Regions from separate parts of the Homo sapiens genome. Here region 1 is linked to region 2. Evidence: chromatin contacts called from ENCODE Hi-C data. All regions are on one chromosome and are shown on one strand. Each heading gives the region's core, a stretch centred on a gene start or an enhancer-like site at or near the end of the contact. The rest is flanking DNA. Distances are from core to core; before and after follow the strand shown.

Region 1 (7,323 bases), core at 1-2,500, 350 kb before region 2:
GTGAGAATAGCACCACACCCCTCACAGGTTGCTGTGAGAATTCTGCCCCAGGTCAGTGCTTTGCACACAGTGCATGCTCAACTCATGCTTCCTTTTCCCACATGCTGGGGCCTCCCAGTTCCCCCAATGGAACCCAGAGCTGTGACAGTCAAGGGCCCAGAATCCAGGACATCTGTCCCACCAGAATCCAGGATATCCGTCCCAAGTCCCAGCCAGCAGCCACTAGAGCTGAGGCTCTGTGTGAAGCAGCACCCTCTCTAAGCATCCCTCTGTCCCTTGCAAACTAAACAGAATGATCCAACTTCATTATTTGGTGGATGAGCCCAGGATTTCTTAGCACAAGAGAGACCCCTTTCTGCCCTGGCAGTGGGAAGCTGTTTCTCTACCCTCTGGGAGGTGCAGAGTTGGGTGACCTTGGGATGGGTCTCCAGGGCAATGTCTTCATGTGTGCCTACACCTCCCACCCCTCTCACAGGCAGTGGTGAGTTTTGCCAACCCCCACCATGCCCAGAACTGAACAGGAAGTGGTAACTTGGTTGCCATGGCAGCGAGAGGGGCAGGAATGGGTGAGGTTCCTCAAGGAGCATTGGTATCTGTGAGGTGGGAAAGGCATTCACACACTGGTCCCTTCAGGACAGAGGCAGGGACAGGATGTGGCATCAGCATTTCAAGAAAAATGTTCAAATTCAGTTCAAAACACACATGATGCAATGATTGCTGTCATAACTAAGCAGGGCTTCCTGACAGAGGCCAAGCAGAGAAAGCTATTTGTGTGAGGAAATTGAGGGCTCTGCTTTAAAGCCTGAGGAAGCCTAGCAGATAAAGGAGCCAATGCAGAGAGGGTCCAGAGCTTTATCTTGGCTTGGGAGGCCTGGGTTAGCTTCGCCTGGGGCCTGATATTAGGGTAAAGAGCTAAGTCAGCCCTAATCTCCTCCTTCCCCAACCCACAAAACACTAAACAAGAAAACTGCTGGTAAGGAGGGTAAGAAAAAGGCCCTGAGCTCCTGCCTCTGTACCCACTCCCTCCTCCACAAGTCAGCCCCTTCTCCCCTCACCTGAGACGCAACCCTGTGGCCACAGCAGCAGCAGCAGCAGGAAGGCTGGGGCCATGGTTCCATCCAGCTGGGCAGTGTCAGGCCTGGAGATCCAAGGTGAGGGCCCACCCGACACAGGATGTGCCACCTGGGCCTGCCAGGGAAGGACCCGGGGTTCTAAAAGTGAAGCTGCCCATTTAGGGAAGTGAGGCAGTGTGGGACCCACTGCCCCCAGCCAACCGCAGGGATTCATTGAGCCTATTATGAGGGCGGTGCTGGCAGCTGTTTCCGCCCTTTTCCTCGGAACTTCAGGCAGGTGTGGCTGCTCCACCCAGTCTGGGGCCCCAAGCCGGGAGGACTCACAGTCAGAGGGCTCCCCGCCCTCCCCAACCTCCCCCAGAAACTGGTCCCTAGGATCCAGCAAGGGGGCTGGGGTGAGGCTTCTGGAACGTCAGGTATAGACCTTCCTGGAATCTTCTGGGCTCAGAGACCCAGGGGTGCGGGCTCTTAGGCTGAGATGGAGCATCTCAGACCCTAGTTTCTTACATATATACATTCACAGGGAAGTTCTTATAAACTCTCATTCATTCATTCATTGCAGATTCTTTCTGTTCCTTCCTCTCTCTCTCTCCCAGGCTCCTGGCTGCTCAGAACAGTCACTTGTGTTCACTGTTGCAAATAACCTCTTACAGGCTCACTTGAAATCTTACTTTTGTCAAGCGGGAAAAATGCAAATTGTTAAGACTCAGGGCATAAATTTTGGGTTGAGGGAGGGGTTCCTGTACTCTCACACACAGGTGTGCATGCACATGCACTCACACTCACAGTCTCACTTTGTCTTTTATTCACTTTCACACACACACACACACGCCCATGCACACAGTCTCACACACACCCCAGCAGCCTCTCCTTTTCCCTATCCATACGTCTCCTCTCTCTGTCCCTCTCCCTGCCTCTCCTCCTGTCGACTCTACTCACCATCAGCTCCCTCTAGACTCCTAGTCCCTCGTGCAGGCTTCCTACAGCCTCCGCAGTACTTCCCCTCACCCACCTCATCTCAAGACCCCCTTCCTCCCCTGCCTCCAGCCTACGTCAGCACGCAGGCAAGTGCCCTCCACTTCCTCCTGCTCAATGCTATCTCGCCTGTACAGCCACCAGCTCCAGTGGAAATGACCCAGCACTAGGCCCAAGACCACACCCTTCACTTACCCCAAGGCCTAGAATCAGAAGCATCAATTTTTGATGTCCGGTACCTGTGTCATCTGCTCCTTCAGTGTGTGGGGACCCAGCTGGACTCCCGTGATTATGTATGCTCCCCCTACTCACTAGTGCCATGTTTCTACTCCTTAGATGGGACTGTCAAAAGGTAAACTGAGGCACAATAAAATTTTAAACAGATTATTTCAGCAAACAACAATTCATGAATCAGGCAGCTCCAAACAGAAGAGGTTGAGGAGCTCCACTGGGGGAATGCAAGGGGAAGACTCCTACAGGACAAGTAAACTGAAGAAAATATTTAATTAGTTATAGTTATATAGTTCCCTTATTTGGCCTATCCTGTTGGAAAGACCCTAGTTAATTATATAAGTTTCTTTTGATTGGTTGAGCTTAAGTTCTATTTTTCCTTAATATACACATTTACAAGAAATAGCTCGTGTTAAGTTTCACTGATATTTGCAAATCAAGCAAAGTTGAGGTCACTTATGAGGCCTAACTGTTTTTTTAATTTTTGCTCAGGGACTCTTCAGGCCTGGTCTCCATTTTCATTAATTTTAACAGGACTCAGAGCAAAAAGTCCTCAAGCTTGCATGGCCACAATCTTAAATTGACCTTGAAGCCCCAAGCTCCAAGCAAAGAAGTCTATCTCGGCTGACCCTAAGCTTTTGTAGTCTCTCAACTCATTCACTCACTCATTAATTCATTCATTCATTTGTTCATTCCCACAACCTCATTGCTATGCATGGGGCTAGGTAGGCACTGGGGGCGTAGGAATGAGACACGATTGTCACTTGAGACCTCTCAGCTCACAGACGTGTTTTGTTTTCCTTATTCACCCTTCCTTTTTCAATGTTTCTCACCCAGTCCTCAGAACTTCCTGAGCTCCCTGAGTTCAGGGGCCATCTCCCCTCCCCAGCACACACAGTAAGTTCCTCCATCCCTTCCCCCATCAGAACAGTAAGTTGCTTCAGGAGTGGGGGATTTATCTCTTGTGGGGACTTTATGCGCTTGGAATCCATGATTCTATGAAACTGATACAGTGCGCCCAGCACTGAGCCAATCATCGTCTAAAGTGTGACCCTTGGGATCACTGTGCTGATGAGGGTAGAAAGAATCAAACATTCATTCGCTGATCGAGGAAGTATGCACTGGATTCAATCTTTCTTAAGAGAAATTTGGAAGCATTGGTCAAAATCATTAAAAATACGTATACATTAGACTTTTACATCTATCATTTGATTTAATACAGCAGTGTATTTTGTCTTTATATTTATTTTTCCCATTTAAAAATTAAGGCCTAATTTACATACAGTACTATTCACCCTTTTCAGTGACGAGTTCTGGGAGTTCTAGAGACTTGTATCCAATGCCGTAATGGAGACAGAGAAGAGTGCCATCATCCCGAAAAGCTTTCCTCTGCTCCTTGTTAGTCATCCCTTCAGTCCCAGACAAACACTGATCTGGTGGGGTTTTTTCCTGTCATTTCTCTCTTTCCAGAATGGAAAAGTGAAGCACTTTATGTTGATTTATTCTGGTGAAGTCCAATATATAATTTTTATGAATCAATTTTTATGTCATATCTAATAAATCTTTGCTTAACCCAAGGTCACAATGACTTTTTTCAACAATTCTGTGAGCTATAATTCACATAATATAAAACTGACCCATCTAAAGCATACAATTCAGTGGTTTTCAATATATTCACTGAGTTGTACAACTAACACCAATTTTGCAGGATTTCCCCACCCAAAGAAACCCCATGCCCGTTAGCAGGCACTCCCTGGATCCGTTTACTGCAGACTTGGTGGCTTAAAACAGTATTAAGTTATTGTCTCGCCATTCTGAAGGCAGAAGTCTGAAGTCAGTTCACACTGTATTGAGATGAAGATGTCGACAGGGCTGCAGTCTCTCCAGAGACACTAGGGAAAAATTTGTTCCTTGCCTTTCCAGCTTCAGGTAGCTGCCAGCATTCTTTGGTTTGGGGCTGTTTTACTCCAATCTTCAAGGCCAGCATCTTCAGTCTCCCTCTGCTCCATCTTCCCATCACTTTCTCCTCTTTGTGTTCAAATCCCACTCTGACTCTCTTACATAAGGATACATGTGATTGCATTTAGTTCCCATCTACGTAATCCAGGATAATCTCACCATCTCAAGATGTTTAACTCACTCATATCAGCAAAGATCATTTTTTTTTTGTTTTTTGCCATATAAGGGTAACAATCACAGGTTCCAGGGATTAGGACACAGATATCTTTTAAGAGACCATTTATCAGCTTACCACAGTCCCCATTCCTACAGTCCCAGGCAACCACTAATATTTTTGTCTTTCTAGACAAAAATATCTTCAATCAAAAATGCCTTTATCAATTCTGGATATGTCATAAAAACATAATTGAACAATATGTGTTCCTTGTGACTGGATTCTTTCATTTGGCATGTTTTCCAGGTTTGTCCATGTTGTAGCTGTACTTGTGCTATACGTTGTATTAATACATCATTCCTTTTAAAGGCTGAATAATATTCCACTGAATGGATATATATGTTTACCATTTATCAGTTGACAAATATTTTATTTGTTTCCACTGTTCAACTATTATAAGCAGTGTTACTATGACTATTCATGTACAAGTTTTTGTGTGGACATACGTTTTCATTTCTCTTGAGTACATAACCAATAGTAGAACTACTGGGTCATATGGCAACTCTATGTTTAACATTTTCAGGAACTACCAATAGTTTTCCAAAGTGGCTGCAAATTTTACACCCTCTCCAGCAATGTATGAGTTCTCATTTCTCTACAATCTCTCCAATACTTGTATTGGCTTTCTGTTTACAGCCATCCAGTGAATGTACTTAAGTTTTGAATTGTAGTTACCTAATGACTAATGATATTGAGCATCTTCATCTTGAGCATGCACAATTTGCTCATTTGTATACCCTTGGAAAAATATTTATTCAATTGTGTTGTTTGTCTTTTACAGCATTTGAACAATGTTGTGCCACATTTTTCTGGCTTCAATTGTTTCAGATAAGAAATTCACTACAATTAGAATTGGTATTCCTTTATAGATAATTATTTCTCTCTGGCCATTTTTACGATATTTTCTTTGTCTTTACTTCTCAGAAGGCTATCTATGCTGTGTCTTGGTGTGTATTTCTTTGGGCTTATTATATTTGGGATAAAATCAGATTCTTGTATTTGTAACTTTAGGTCTTTGGGCAGATTTGATTACTTTAGACGTTTCTTTGAATACATTTTCAGTCTCACATTTTTTCTCCTTTCCTTCTGGGACTCTGATGATGCAAAGGTTAGCTCTTATGTTAATGTCCCGCAGATAGCTGACGTTCTGGTCATTTATTTTCAGTCTGTTTTCTCTCTGATCAGACTGAGTAAATTTTCTCAGTCTGCCTTCCAGTTAACTAATTACATCCTCTGTCATCTCCACTCTCCTACGGAGTCCACGTAGTCAGCTTTTAATTTTGGTTATTGTCGTTTTTAGTTCCCACATATTCTATTGTCATTCTGTTCCCAGAAGAAGAAAAAAGAGTAAATGGAGCAGAAGAACTATTAATACTTGAAAAAATGGTACCGAGGATTTTTCAGAATTAGACAAATATCTAAGACATCAAATTGAATGTATTCAGAGAGTTCCAAATAGAATGGATACTTAAATAGCCCATATTAAGCATACTATAATAAAAATTCAAAGAGAAAATTATAAAAATGTTCCAGAGATAAAATAGGTCAGTAAAGATGAATAACCATCAGACTGTTATCAGACATTTCCATAGCAACACTGGGAAGGTAAGAAAACAATGAAATATGTTCAAAATTTTGAAGAAGTATATGTCTTTTACATGTTAACTTATGACATAAAATTTGCCACCCACTTGAAAATTGTGGTTAAGGGAATTACGACAATTTTGAGGCCAAGGATGTTAAGATAAAATATTTAAAAGTTATAACTAAATGCTAGCTCTTAGCATCTGATTGAGGAAGACCTATTTTTGTTTAGTCCACTTTTATCCCACTACCCATGTTCTTTAAGTGAAGCTCAGTATTTCCATACTGTAAGTGAACACGTCCCAATCTGCTGCAGTTGCATAAGTTCAGTAAATCGAGAAAAGATTGGGTTCAGCCACATATGACTGAAAACCAAACAGCAGTGGCTTCGACACACAACTGTTTATTTTTAGGTATCATTTTAATTATGAAAATTCCCAAGCATGCACAAAAGTATCTCACAAAAAAGAGATAATCGGCTGGGCACGGTGGCTCATGCCTGTAATCCCTGCACTTTGGGAGGCTGAGGCAGGTGGATCACCTGAGGTCAGGAGTTTGAGACCAGCCTGACCAACATGATGAAACCCCATCTCTACTAAAAATACAAAAGGTTAGCTGGGCGTGGTCGTGGGTGCCTGTAATCCCAGGTACTCCAGAGGCTGAAGCAGGAGAATCACTTGAACCTGGGAGGCGGAGGTTGCAATGAGCCACGATCGCACCACTGCTCTCCAGCCTGGGTAACAAGAGCAAAACTCAGACTCGAAAAAAATTTTTTTAAAAAGATAATCATACTTCTAGCCCCCATGTAGCATCACTCAGCTACATTTACTCTTGCCTTCCATTTTTTTTTATTGGCAATACTATTCCATAGGTTGTGCTGTGTACTTCACATAGACTCACAGAAAATAATCTCTAGTGTCTAGATTCGTGTTTCGGGCAACACAAGCTGACAGCATTACTTAGACATCTGAGATCGTAAAACTCAGCTGATGCCACCTGGGTATAAGTCCTAAAGGAAATCTCACCTGATTCTACCAGAGAACATGATGGACAATATTCCTCACAGCATTGTTTGCAATATGAAGAAGTGGAGGCAAAACAGCACATGCACCCTGGGTTCAGAATGATACACTGTGGGATATGTACACAATGGAATAAGCACTGAAAAGAAGTGGGCTCTGTATATGTACCCGGGAAGGAGCAAAACGAATATATGAAAAATGTCTATCACAATTTCTTATATGTAAGTTAAAATACAGTCACAGAAAAAAAAGCTGCAGGCTTTAC
Region 2 (7,316 bases), core at 4,715-7,214:
CAACACAGAGACCCCTTCTCTACCCGGGCATGGTAGCTCACACCTGTGGTCACAGTTAATCGGAAGGCTGAAGTGGGAGGATCAGTTGAGCCCAGGAGGTTGATCACAGTGAGCTGTGATTGCACCTCTGCACGCCAGCCTGGGCAACAACGCGGAAGCTCCGTGTCCAAAAAAAAAAAAAAAAAAAAAGATGAGGAAGAACTAAATGAAGGAAAAAGGAATTCTTTTCTCTGTGCCCACTCCTGGGGCTTCTGCTACCCTCATGCATCCTCCACCCCATCCCCACCCCCATGGGTGGGGTGCATGGGGGAGGGATAAGGCACTGGGTCTGCTCTCTTGGCCCCTCTCTGTGTGTCCTGCTCTCTTCCTGCACAGAAATCCCTCCATGTAGGGATCTCATTTGACCTAAAGATGCTGTGTTCCAACTAGTGGGAAATTGCTCACTGCTTGTCAAGCTATCGCTTATTTCCTGATCTTTAATGACTGATTTTCCACCAATCAGCCCAAAGTCCCATGCCCACCACCTTTTGGACAAGGCCTGAGTCTCTGACTCCCTAAACGTCCCAGAAGGAACTCCAAATACCTCCAAGGGCCCAGGCACCCGGTCAGCCTGGCACCTAGAAGGACAAGCCAGCCTCGCCCCAGTCCTGGGGGCCCTCTCCTCCACAGCCCCTGGCACAGCTACCCACACTACCATGGTCATCTACTTGGGGCAATATGGTAAACTGATAAGCCTCCCCCAGAGGTAGGAGCCCCGCTTAAAACCGAGGAAGCCTAGAGAGTGCCTTGAAGGTTCCTGGCACGGTTCATTAAGATGTCAACCCCTAATGAAATATTTCTTTCTTTAAATCATCATTGATCTTGGGGAAGAGGAGCCTTTGTGGAAAAGGAAAAGGCTGTCCCTCTCCTATCCCTCCCTCACCTCCAATCGGCACAGATCCTAGGTCTTTCCCAGTCAGAAAGATTGGGAAGCAGGGAATGGAGGAACAGTGGGGAGATGGGAAAGGGAAAAGATTATGGAGCAGAAGAACCACAGGGGGAAGGAGAGGCACAGTGGGGAGGGAGGTCACAGAAGGAAGCCTACTGCAGCAAGGAGACCATAATACCCAAATATCCACTACAATCGAACTGCCCCATCAGTGGGAGGCTGGGTAACAAAACAAGATGGGACACACTGATATGGTAGAATCCTCTCCAGCAGCCTCTTAAGTAAGTGACCTAGAGACACACACAACACATGCAACAAACATGTAGACATTCATCTCGGCAGCATGAAGTTCAGCAAAACACAAGTAAAAACAAGGAGCAGGCTACCTTTCATTTAAAATTTTAATTGCTTCATACTTTACTATGCCCCAAAAGTGAATAAAAATAAATAACTAAAACAAAAGAAAATTTTGAGATACCCAAGCAATACCAAAGGAGTAAGAGTAGAAAACTTACTTGGGAAGGCCAACTTCAGAAAACCACAAGGGAAGGATGGAGAATGGGAAAGAAGGAGAGTCACAGAAAGGCCTATATTAGCAATGATTTTTACATGTTTCACTTTTAAGCATAAAATGTATAGCTCAATTAATGTTTACAAAGTGAACACATGCATGTAACCAACTCCCAAATTCAAAAAGACCCCCAGAAATCCCCTTGTGCCCCTCCGTCACACCCCCACCTAAAACAGCCATGCTCCTGAGTTTTAATGCCATCAATTCATTGGATTGGGTTTTGAATTTCCTATCAATGGAATCAAACGGTGTTTTCTTTCGTGTCTGGCTTTTATGCTCAACGTTGGATTTGTGAGATTCCTCCATGTTGTTGCTCGTGGCAATGGTTTGCTCATTCTCATTGCCAAGGACTAGCCCACGGATGAGAAGACCGTGGTTTAGTCACCTATTCCATTGTTGACAGCTGTTGTGAATAGTGAGCACATGCGAGTAGATGGCCTAGCATTCTGGTGTATGCCTTTTGGTGAACATATGTACATATGCATTTTTATTGGCATATACTTAGGAGTGGAGTGGAGTGGAGTTACTGTATTATGCTGATAAAGTGGGTTTTATTTTTGTTTTTTGTTTTTTGAGACAGAGTTTCGCTCTTGTTGCCCAGGCTAGAGTGCAATGGCACGATCTCAGCTCACTGCAAGCTCCACCTCCCATGTTCAAGCGATTCTCCTGCCTCAGCCTCCTGAGTAGCTGGGATTACAGGCATGTGCCACCACACCTGGCTAATTTTGTATTTTTAGTAGAGATGGGGTTTCTCCATGTTGGTCAGGCTGGTCTCAAACTCCCAACCTCAGGTAATCCACCCACCTGCCTCGGCCTCCCAAAGTGCTGGGATTACAGGCGTGAGCCACCACACCTGGCCTATGCTGATGAAGTTTTATTCCTCAATAACTAAAAAATAGTTTTTGGCCAGGTGTAGTGGCTCATGCCTGTAATCCCAGTACTTTGGGAGGCCAAGGCGGGCAGATCACTTGAGGTCAGGAGTTCGAGACCAGCCTGGCCAATATGGCAAAACCCCATCTCTACTAAAAATACAAAAATTAGCAGGGCATGGTGGCATGAGCCTGTAGTCCCAGCTACTCGGGAGGCTGAGGCAGGAGAATTGCTTCAACTCAGAAGGCGGAGGTTGCAGTGAGCTGAGATTGTGCCATTGCACTCCAGCCTGGACAACAGAGTGAGACTCTGTCTCAATAATAATAATAATAATAGAAACATAAACTGTCTGGGCTTAGGTTTGTTGGGACCATGGGAATGAAGCAAATGTTTCTAGATGTACACACCACTACCACCCCAACCTACTCCTGAGTATCAGGCCTGCTGCTAGGAACAAGCTCATCCATCAGCCCACTTCACCTCCACAATAGGGTGGCGGCTGACCTTGGGAAAGGGCGTCTGCTTCAAAGCAGGAGACCTGGGAGCAAGTCCTCGCCACACTACTTCCTAGCTATGTGAACTGAGCAAGTCATTTGACCTCTCTTAGCTTCACCTGCAGAAGAGTCACCATTGCTGGGGTGATAAGCTGAACAGCACGTTATTCGACTGCCTGGCAAGCATTTAATAAGTGGCAACTCATGATTTGCAGTTTTGTGAGGTCAGCATTCGTCATTTTAAGTGAGGACCCTGGAGCTCATCAAGGGGAAAATAAGTAATTATGGAAAGCATGTGAGGAACACATTACCAGGCTAGAAGTTTTGCCCATCCTCCCTCCCAAACACCCAAGGAGGCCTCCCAACCTCCCAATTGATGAGTGAGGTGATGAGTGAGTTAACTGAGACTCAAACATCATGTAACTTGCCTGGGTCACACACTGGTTAAGTGACAGACGCTGAAGTTCAACCCAAGGCTGCCTGACTCTAGCCCCTGTGCTCTTAACTATGGCCCCCCTGGAGGGGCCAAGCCATGAGCCTTGGTTCCGGCCACCGCCAAAGCACCTGCACCTGCCCTGAGTCCTGTGAAGGAACAAGGACAGAAAGAGGACCCTCCTGCCTGCTCCCGGTCACTCCCACTTTGGAGCCAAGGGCTACTCTTTTCAACCTTCTTAACGAAGCTCTTGCACCAGGAAGAAGGGCTTTGGACTGGCTTCTTTGATTTCGGGGCATTTGTTCTGTATCTTTCTTTGGGGAGGCTTTGTCTTCCTCGCTAAAATGCCCTTTAGGTGAAGACAAGACAGGGTCTTTTGATGCCTTGAGCCCCCACTGTAGCTCACAGGGAGCTGGGAACTGAACTGGCCTGGAGATGAGGGGTAAACTGAACTGAAAGTGAAGCATTTCCCAGGGCAATCCCTCTGGGCAAGTGAGCCCATGTGTAAGGTACAAGGGCTGCTGCAGGAAGGGGATGGGAAAAACATTCAGTGAACCAGCCAGAAAAGGGCTGGAGAAGCCCCTCGGAGGTCACCTCATTCAATACCCCCCTACAGAAATTCTCTCTTTTGTCTCCAAAGCCCCTAGTTCTCACCCCACCCTCAGCCTTTGCTGCAAGAAGGATAGGAAGGAGAACTGAGGACATAGTCACTGGCCCAGCTGGTCTGACACAAGGACTTGCCACTCCAGGCTTGGCCTAGGGCTGTCCACACACCATGATTTCCACCAGAGCTGGGCCTCAACAGAAGGTAAATCAGATAGTACTACCAAGGGCTTTCTTTCTCCCAGAATATCCTTCCCCTCAGCTAACCCACAAGCAGGCAGTGTCGCTTCAGAGACCACCATGAGCTTCTTTCTTGTCCTCACTGAAGTGGCTCTAGTTGGAATCTGGCTCATCACTGACCAGCAGCTGTGTAAGCCTGGGCAAGTTACTTGATCTCTTTGTGCCTCAGTTTCCTCTTCTATAAAATGGAGATAATACAAATATCTCCCTCCTGGGGTTACTGTGAAGATTAAATGGCTGGTGGGTGGTACGACTCAGATGTTAGCTGTTATTTTATTCTTATGGCTATGGTTATCTCAGTTGCCACACTGGAAAGGACACTGAGATATCCACATAAATGGCACTTAGAGTCTTCCCTGCACAATTTCACACCTAGAAATCTAAAACGCTCCAGCAGGACCTAAGTATGCCTGTCCCACCTGCCCAAAAAGGCAAATACATAAAATGTGGACCTGTGCAGGTGTCACTAACATTGCAGAAAAGGGACAGAAGTGATGAAAAACAACCCAAGAGGGTGCCTCCTCTCTGAGGTCCCCTTTTCTTTCAAGGACCACTGGAACGGCCAAGAAATCCCCTCCCCCCAGGCAACTAAGCATCAATCCTTGCAGCTCCGACCCCACACCTCAGGCTTCCAGCTCCCACTCCACAGGGGCTCACATACTATGCCAGCCTCTTGTCCACCTGCCTGAGGATTTAGGGCCAGGAGAGGCTTCAAGAGCCACTGTCTTCTTGTCCTGATCCCACAACAGGATCCTCCCTTGGTCATGGGGACCCGGCATCACTGAGCTGGGTTGGGGTACTTCATGAGGACCCCTGAGGCCTCCTTCACTTCTCCCCACCCCCAACACATGCAGACAGATGGGAGATGTTTCCGGCGTGTGTGGGGCGGGGAGGGGGACGGGTATTGAGATTTCCACGGGACTCTGAGTGGTGCGTCTGCTAACAACACAGCCCTCCCCCTTGGGCCGTGGGCATTTCCTCACCCAGACCTCCCCCTCCCAACCCAAACACACCATCGCCGCCACCACCACAATCCCTCCAGTCCCCCTGGGCAAAAGCGATGTTCAGAGACGCGGGGTTTTGTTTACAATCTAATTTGTCCGGATAATTGCCTCAACTTTGCACTTCACTTTGCCCGCATGGCTCTGGCCTTGGGCCCCTTCTTCACTGGTTCGCAGAGCACTTTACGGGAAATTCCCTTTCCGCAGAGGGAGGCAGTGCGCGCCAGGGGGTGACCGTTCACAAAGCCCTGAAGGGGCCTCCCCACCTTCTACCCTCGGCTCAGGAAGCCCACCCCCAGCCCCCACGCAGTGGGGAGCAGGAGGGAGGCCAGACAGGGCCCGGGCCTGACACTGGCTCCGTCTCTGGGCCCCCGGCCACTCCCCGCGCCGAGCGCAGCCCGCCGGGAACCAGTGAACCGTGTGGGATCAGGACTTGGCCGTACCTTCAGACTCCAGGGGATGGCCGGGGTTTGCAAGCGCCCCATAGGATTAGTCCGAGGCCAGGGTGAATCCCTGGGGTCCCTCCACCTACCATCTTTTTCAGATCTGCCGCCTCACGTCTTCTCCCCACGTTCCCATTTTTCCTCCCCTAAAGTTTGGTGCACGTGGTTTTCTCTCGCTCTCAGCGGGCTGCCAGGCGGGGTGAAAGTTGCTGCACCTGCTTTAGGCGAATTATGGTAGCACTAGAAGTTGGTCTCCCCTCCCTCCGCCGCTTGCTCTCTCGCTCCCTCCTCCCTCGCTCTCCGCGCGCTCCCTCCTTCCCTCTCCACCCTCCTCCTCCCCCGCCCCCTCCCGCCCCGCCCGCGCGCCGCCCGCTCGCAGCCACTCGCAGCCCAGGCTCAGTCGCAGCCCCTCGGAGTCCGGAGCCCGCCGTCCCTGCGGACCGGACAGTGCGGCCGGCGGCCGGCGGCCGGGACGGAGCCCCCAGCCCGCGAGGAGGGCGCGGCGCAGGCGGCGGCGGCGCGGCGGGGAGGAGCCCGGGCCGGAACCAGGGCTGGGCCGGGGGCGGGGACGCCGGGGTCCGGGAGCCCGGGAGCCGGAGCGAGCTGACGAGCGTCGCGGAAGGACCGGGAAGGAAGAGCGGAGCCGGAGCGAGCCAAGCAGCCCACAAAGTGCCATGCCCCGGCGGGGTTGAGGCGCGCGGCGGTCGGCCCGGCGCGCTGGGAGGACGCCCGGGAGCTGCGCGACGCGGGGCGGCGCGGAAGGGCAGCCCCGGCGGGCGGCGGCGGGCCCGGGCTGCGACCGGAGCGAGCCCCATGCCCCGCGCGGGCTGACGGGCCGGAGCCCGCACGGAGCGGCCGGGCGGGACAGGTAGGTGGCGGGTCGGGCCCAGGGACGTGGGTGGGGGCTGGGCGGGCGACCAGACCAACTCCCTCGCTCGCGCACTCTCTCGCCCGCTCGCTGGCTCACTTTGTGTTTGCAAACTGCCCGCCCGAGACGCGCTGGGCGCCGGGCGCCAGGAGGAGCCGGGCCCGGGCCGGCGCACTTTGTTCCAGCCAGGGCCGGCCGTGGCGCACTGACCCCGCGCAGCCGCGACATTCCGCCCCTGGCCCGGGCCCCAGCGGGCCGGAGCTGCCTCGGGAACAGGTGGGGGCTGTGGCGCGGCGGGAGTGGGGGCAGCCGGAGGCCGGGGCGGGGAGGGGGGCGGCCGGAGAGGCCACCGAGGCCCGCCCTTCCCCAAGAATCTGGGCCCCGCCCCCTCCCCGCCGGGCCTCTGGGAATGGGGTGTACGGGGGCGCGACCCCCTCCCCGCCCCGAGTCAGACAAAGAATACTTCCCGGCCCAGACTTTCCAGAGCTGGGAAGGGAAGTGGCTCCCCCCAACTCTAGTCGGTACCGGACTCCCCAGGACGCGCCGGAGACAGATGAAAATGGGGGCAAGAGAGCGGGGGATCGCGGTCCTACCCGCCGTGTCGTCTCTGGTGAAGAGGGGACTTGTCTTGCTGAGGTCGCACCTCGGAAGTGCCAGGGCCAGTCAGCCCCTTTTCCATCGCTCGGTCAGCTCGGGGATAGAGCGGAAAACTTCTTGGGGACTTGAGAGCGTCTGGAAATGGCCCCTGTGATTTGTGCGCCGGAGGTGGAGGGTGGGGAAACGATCTGGCTGACACCTCTACTCACCCGCTGTGGAGAGAGCTCCCGCTTCACCACTTAAGGGGGGAAGAGAGGGCGGCCACGGG

Evidence for each region. Hi-C counts contacts between places; a loop is a spot of excess contacts on that map. Pooled maps may share reads with other maps.
Region 1: a loop to region 2 is called in a map of naive thymus-derived CD4-positive, alpha-beta T cell, with 6 times the contacts of the local background. The contact joins the promoter of TREML2 here to the promoter of FOXP4 in region 2. A Hi-C loop is called at or near these places in 2 of 168 maps with a recorded cell type or tissue (both naive thymus-derived CD4-positive, alpha-beta T cell), 6 of 37 single-sample maps with no recorded cell type and 9 of 50 pooled maps.

The regions. Positions count from the first base shown.
Region 1 is chr6:41,199,899-41,207,221 of GRCh38, forward strand. It overlaps TREML2 (triggering receptor expressed on myeloid cells like 2), which reads right to left and starts at 1,251. Exons shown (of 5, transcript NM_024807.4): 1 at 1,056-1,251. The coding sequence starts at 1,110. RefSeq lists an enhancer at 1,470-1,539.
Region 2 is chr6:41,540,417-41,547,732 of GRCh38, forward strand. It overlaps FOXP4 (forkhead box P4), which reads left to right and starts at 5,965. Exons shown (of 17, transcript NM_001012426.2): 1 at 5,965-6,451. The region is part of intron 1 of FOXP4-AS1 (FOXP4 antisense RNA 1); the gene reads right to left. RefSeq lists silencers at 3,975-4,269, 5,312-5,581, 5,912-6,591, 6,662-6,841, 7,132-7,281 and an enhancer at 5,652-5,761.